Regions from separate parts of the Homo sapiens genome. Here region 1 is linked to region 2. The links are chromatin loops, found by intact Hi-C in ENCODE. Cell type or tissue: dorsolateral prefrontal cortex. All regions are shown on one strand. Each heading gives the region's core, and the rest is flanking DNA. Links, peaks and the distances in the headings are about the cores only.

Region 1 (2,911 bases), core at 221-2,720, 370 kb after region 2:
CTATTTGCTTTTCTTGTCATCTTTCCTGATGGATGGTTGGAAAAGTAACCGCTTCCCCGGTCACAGTGAATTGGATCCTAGGGATCCCTGGTCCACACTGGCCCATCAGTTTTTCTTTCCCGGGATTTTAGATTCCTAGGATATTCTACATGTGAGAATTAGACATGGAGACTTGAGAAGCATCAACAAGGCTGAGAGAGGTGGTGCTGATGCGTATCTGCAGAGAGATGTCATCGAGAAGCAGGGATGACAGGCTGGGGGCCCCCCTACAACCCCCCAGATGGAGCCATGGTTATCAGACTGCTGGAAGCTCTCTCATTCAGGTGGCACTTCTTGCCTCTGGGTGTCTTGAGATACACAGAAACAAGCCATGTCTTCTCAGCAAATACCCGCTTTACTCACTCTGGCTTGACAATCTACTTGCAGCAGATGGAAGGTTGTAAAACTTAAATTCCTGACATTTCATTTTCCTTGATATAATTTATTTTCTTGAGAAAAATGAACCTTATCTTGTCTTGTAACATACTACCTTCTGAGAATTGAAGGCAGAGGCTGCGGAAGAGCAGTAAGTCACTTCATTGAGGAGAGACCTGGAAAATTCGGGAAGGTGGAAGAAGGGCCTCACGAGGATCTGGGAAGATGAGTTGGCAAAAAAAAAAAAAAAAACACGCTGCAATCAGAATTGCATATGAAAGAAGGAAAGGTTGAAGGCTTGGTGGGGGCAGGGAAGTGACATAATTGCGATAGAACCAAAGAGAAGGCAGGAATCCAAGATCAGACAGCAAATGTCAAAAAGGTTCTCTGGAAGAGGATTAAGGAAACAGGTAGCAAACACTTTGAGCTATCTGTGAACCATATGATAAAGGAACTCACCATATGGTGCAGGAAGATAGCAAAGCAGGCTGAAGTACAGGGAAGTGCTTTTGTCTGTAGGATTATATAACCACATCTAATGTATGTATGTATATGTCTGTGTGTGAATACATACCACTAATGAGATTAAAATTAGTAGAGACTCCCACAACAGAAGCTCAGACTTTAGAGAAGGCCTTTGTTCCTGGCATGAACTAAGCTGCCTTTTAATCTCCTCAGGCAATTTCTTCCTGTTAAAATCTGGTGCCGGGCTTGGCTCCAGCAGATGATGCTGTGAGGCCAGGTGTGGTGGCTCAAGCCTGTAATCCCATCACTTTGGGAGGCTGAGGCAGGCGGATCACTTGAGGCCAGGAGTTCGAGACCAGCCTGGCCAACATGGTGAAACCCTGTCTCTATTAAAAACATAAAAATTACTTGGGCGTGGTGGCAGGCGTTTGTAATCCCAGCCACTCGGGAGGCTGAGGCAGGAGAATTGCTTGAACCTGGGAGGTGCAGTGACTCAAGATCACCCCACTGCACTCCAGCCTGGGCAACAGAGCAAGACTCTGTCTCAAAAAGGAAAAAAAAAAAAAAAAAAAAGGGACACTGAGGTCTGGGGCCTGGAACTCTGGAATGCTCTCTCATGCTCACAGAGCATGGTAGTTAAGCACCCTGGCCTTTGGGAAGAAAAGTTTGGAGGCTGCAGAGGGAGGTGCTATTGAGATGCTGGAGCTGGAACATAGGGCTGACTTCTCCATCAAAACCCACCAGGCACAGTGCTCAGGGCCCATGCTGTTTTCAAGGTTCATAAGGCACTTTAATTTTTTTTTTTAAATCACAAGGAAAAAAGTGAACCTAGGTGGAAGTACATGTTTTAATATGTAATATTAATATATTTGTCTTCATACCAATGCAGTCATGAGATACCATTTTTTGCTTTTTTTTTCATGGAAGAAGGAGAAACCCACAAATGTCATTATGCAGCTTTCTAAATATATAAGAGACAGGGTGTCCCTCTGCTGTCCAGGCTGGAGTGCAATGGTGTAATCATAGCCACTTCAGCCTCGAACTCCTGGGCTCAACCTCTCTTCCTGCCCCAGCCTCCAGAGTAGCTAGGACTACAACTGTGTGCCAGTGTGTCTGGCTTTTTTTTTTTTCCTTTGAGACGGAGTCTCGCTCTGTCGCCCAGGCTGGAGTGCAGTGACATGATCTCGACTCACTGCAACCTCTGACTCCCAGGTTCAGGTGATTCTCCTGCCTCAGCCTCTTGAGTAGCTGGGATTACAGGCATGCGCCACCACGCCCGGCTAATTTTTATTTGTATTTTTAGTAGAGATGGGGTTTCACTATGTTGGCCAGGCTGGTCTCAAACTCCTGACCTCGTGATCTGCCTGCCTCAGCCTCCCAAAGTGCTGCAATTACAGGTATGACCCACTGCATCCAGCTGTGTCTGGCTAATTTTTAAACACATTTTTAGAGATCAGGTCTTGCTATGTTGCTCAGGCTGGGCTGGTCTTGAACTCCTGAGCTCAAGCAATCCTCCAGGCTTGGCCTCTAGAGGCTCTGGGATTATAGCCATGAGCCACCACACCTGGCCTCATTAGGTAGCTCTTGTAATCGTTTTGTAACTGCTGTTTCAAAAAAGTCAAAAAGAGAGAAAGGGAAGGAAGGAAGAAAGAAAGGAAAAAAGGAAGAGGAAAGAGTAGTGGTTTGGACTGGGCATGGTGGTTCACTCCTATAATCCTAGCACTTTGAGAGGTCAAGGCAGGAGGATTCCCTGAGCCCAGGAGTTCGAGACCAGCCTGGGCAACAAAGTGGGACCCTGTCTCTACAAAAACAATAAAAAAATTAGCTGGGTGTGGTGGCATGTGCCTGTAGTCCCAGCTACTTGGGAGACTGAGATGGGAGGATTGCTTGAGCCTGGGAGGTTGAAGCTGCAGCGAACCATGGTCACGTCACTGCACTCCAGCCTGGGTGACAGAGTGAGACTCTTGTCAAAAAAAAAAAAAAAATTTAAACTAGGGGTTTGGGAAGATGTGTGGACCCCAAAGTGGAGAAG
Region 2 (2,911 bases), core at 280-2,779:
CCACATGGAACTTTGTAGATCAAACAACAGTGCCCAGAAGTCAGGGACAAAGTATTATAGTGCAGTGGTTAAAAGTGTGAGATTGCGTGGTGATTTGTGCCTATAGTTCCAGCTACGTGAGAGGCTGAGACAGGAGGATTGGTTGAGGCCAAGAGTCTGAGGCTGCAGTGAGCTATGATTGTGCCACTGCACTCTAGTCTCGGCAACAGAGCAAGATCCCGTCCTTAAGATAAAAATTAAGGGAAAAGAAAAGAGGGCTCAGTGACTCATGCCTGTGATCCTAGCACTTTGGAAGGCCAAGATGGGAGGGTTGTTTGAGCCCAGGAGTTCAAGATCAGCCTGGGCAACACAGTGAAACCCCATCTTTACAAAACATTTTTAAAAAATGAAAAATAAAAAAAATTAGCCAGGCGTGGTGTGCGCCTATAGTCTCAACTTCTTGGAAGGCTGAGGTGGGTGGATTGCTTGAGCCTGGGAGATTGAGGCTGCAGTGAGTCATAATCGTGCCACTGCACTCCAGCTTGGGTGACAGAGCAAGACCTTGTCTCATTAAAAAAAAAAAAAAAAGAAAAGAAAAGGGAAAAAAAGGTGAAATTTGGAGTCAGGCAGAACTGGACTCAGGCTCTGGATCTGTGGATAGAGTAAAAGAAAATTAAGCCCTAGTATCCCCATCTTTGCTGAATTTCTAGTCCAGGTAAGAAGACCAGGCCAGGTGCAGTGGCTCACAACTGTAATCCCAGTACTTTGGGACACCTGAGGCAGGTGGATCACTTGAGGTCAGGAGATTGAGACCAGCCTGGCCAACATGGTGAAATCCCGTCTAATAAAAATTAGCCAGGCATGGTGGTGGGTGCCTGTAGTCTCAGCTACTTGGGAGGCTGAGGCACGAGAATCGCTTGAACCCAGGAGACAGAGGTTGCAGTGAGCTGAGATCACACCACAGCACTCCAGCTTGGGTGACACAGCAAGAGTCTGTCTCAAAAAAACCAAAAACACAAACAAAAAAACAACAACAAGCAAATAAACCAAAAACTAGCCACCCAGAAAATCAGCTGGCATTCCTAGTGTCATAGCAAAAAGATCATTTGCCTGGGCAACGGGGACCTCAGTTCTGGTAGCAACTGATTAATCTCCAAGCCTTTTGCGGGCAGGGTAGGGATCTTGTGTGTTTTGCTTTCCATTTATTTCCAGTGTCCAGCACTATGCTGAAGACTGAGTGATAAATTAGCATTGAATGAAGGACGGAGTATGACTTTGGGCTAGGCTGTTGAGCACTGCAGCTTCTAGGTGTAAGAAGTGGGTGTAATAACCTTTGTCACAGGATGTGTGTGTTGTTTCAATGATGTAAGGGAAGGGCTTTATCCACTGGGTCACCTGTCTGGATGCAACGTGATGGTTTTCTCCAGCCAGGCGCTGTGCCTTGTGGATAAACAAGAAGGCTCTGAGGCCAGACAGGCTTGGGAGACCCCAACCCTGCCACTTACAATCTGTGTGGACTTCAATGAGGTGCTTAAATTCAACATCTAGTAAGCTGTCAATAACAGCTACTCAATAAAGCGTCCTGCCAGGGCGGGGACTTCGCTTTGCCACATTTGAGCATCTCCCGCCAGCTTTGTACTGTTTTCTGTTTGCCCACTAGAGGTCAGGCTAACCCCAAAGTTCAAAGCTCCTAAACCCAGCCCAAAACACCATTTCTAAAGTGTCCAGGCAGGGCGCGGTGGCTCACGCCTGTAATCTCTGCACTTTGGGAAGCTGAGGCGGGAAGATCACTGGAGCCCAGGAGTTCCAGACCAGCCTGAGCAACAAAGTGAGAGCTCCAAAATACGAAAAAATTAGCCAGCAGTTGTGACGAGGGCCTATTGTCCCAGCTATTTGGGAGGCTAAGCTGGGAGGATTGCTTGAGCCCTGGAGGTTTAGGCTGGCTGCAGTGAGCTATGATTGTGCTGTTTCACTCCAGCCTGGGAAACAGAGCGAGACCCAGCCTGAAAAAAGTGTCGGGAGGGGAAGATGACTTAACCTGTGAAACCGCGCTGGTCATACAAACACATTTTCCAAGGTTGCTCTCTGTCCTTCTCAACCAACCCTCGGATTTTATCACTAGACTAAGAGAATGGAGATTTGTATGGAGGGCAAATTTATTGAGTTACTTCTGAGAAATCATCAGGGAACAAAGGACACAAAAGAAAGCGAAAGCTGGAGGTAATAATAACAATTTCCGAGTATTGACGATGTATTGGGAACTTAAATAATTTTACACTTATTAACTGATTTCATGATTGTAACACTCTATGGGGTAGGTATAGTTTCATGTTACAGATGAAAAGCCGGCACGGAGATGTAGCACTGGGCTCTTAATCACAGTGTGATGCTGAGATTGGCAAGAGCCTGACTGCCATTAGGAACCAGCTGATATATTTCAGGCCTGGGATCTATGAAATACAAAAGGCTTTGAGCATTTCCCAGGTGCAGATATTTTTGTTGTTGTTGTTTGTTGTTTTGAGATGGAGTCTTGCTCTGTTGCCCAGGCTGGAGTGCAGTGGGGTGCTCTTGACTCACTGTAACCTCCACCTCCTGGGTTCAGGTGATTCTCCTGCCTCAGCCTCCTTAGTAGCTAGGACTGTAGGTAGGTGCAACCATGCCCGGCTAATTTTTGTGTTTTTAGTAGAGACAAGATTTTGCCACGTTGGACACACTGGTCTTGAAGTCCTGCCCTCAGGTGATCTGCCTGCCTCGGCCTCCCAAAGTGCTGAGATTACAGGTGTGAGCCACCGTGCCCGGCCCCCAGGTGCGGATGTTTTTGGTCTTTGAGACACATCTTTTGGGTTCGTTGAACCAGGGAGAAAACTCTCCACCTCCCTCCTTCATTTATCTCTGTCTGTGGCTCTTTGGGGGTCACACAGACATGGGTTCA

The links. A loop is a pair of places that touch in the nucleus more often than their neighbours do. Peaks named below come from ENCODE experiments on the same cell type or tissue, not always from the same donor. Only the 100,000 strongest peaks of a DNase experiment are listed, where the experiment ranks them.
Region 1: it touches region 2 in a loop (2.8-fold over the local background); 1 of 110 quality-filtered maps calls a loop at or near these places.

Annotation. Positions count from the first base shown.
Region 1 is chr16:24,133,852-24,136,762 of GRCh38, reverse strand. All of the region lies in intron 9 of PRKCB (protein kinase C beta), which reads right to left. Among named protein-coding and RNA genes, the nearest start is that of MIR1273H, 68 kb to the left of the region's middle. RefSeq lists enhancers at 1-75, 612-1,147. In dorsolateral prefrontal cortex, for the core only: no CTCF peak of the experiment used is centred there; no DNase peak of the experiment used is centred there; H3K27ac peaks cover 1,113 bases.
Region 2 is chr16:24,503,665-24,506,575 of GRCh38, reverse strand. No RefSeq gene overlaps it. Among named protein-coding and RNA genes, the nearest start is that of RBBP6, 34 kb to the left of the region's middle. In dorsolateral prefrontal cortex, for the core only: CTCF peaks have their summits at 1,457 and 1,658 (motif pointing right); a DNase peak (open chromatin) is centred at 1,635.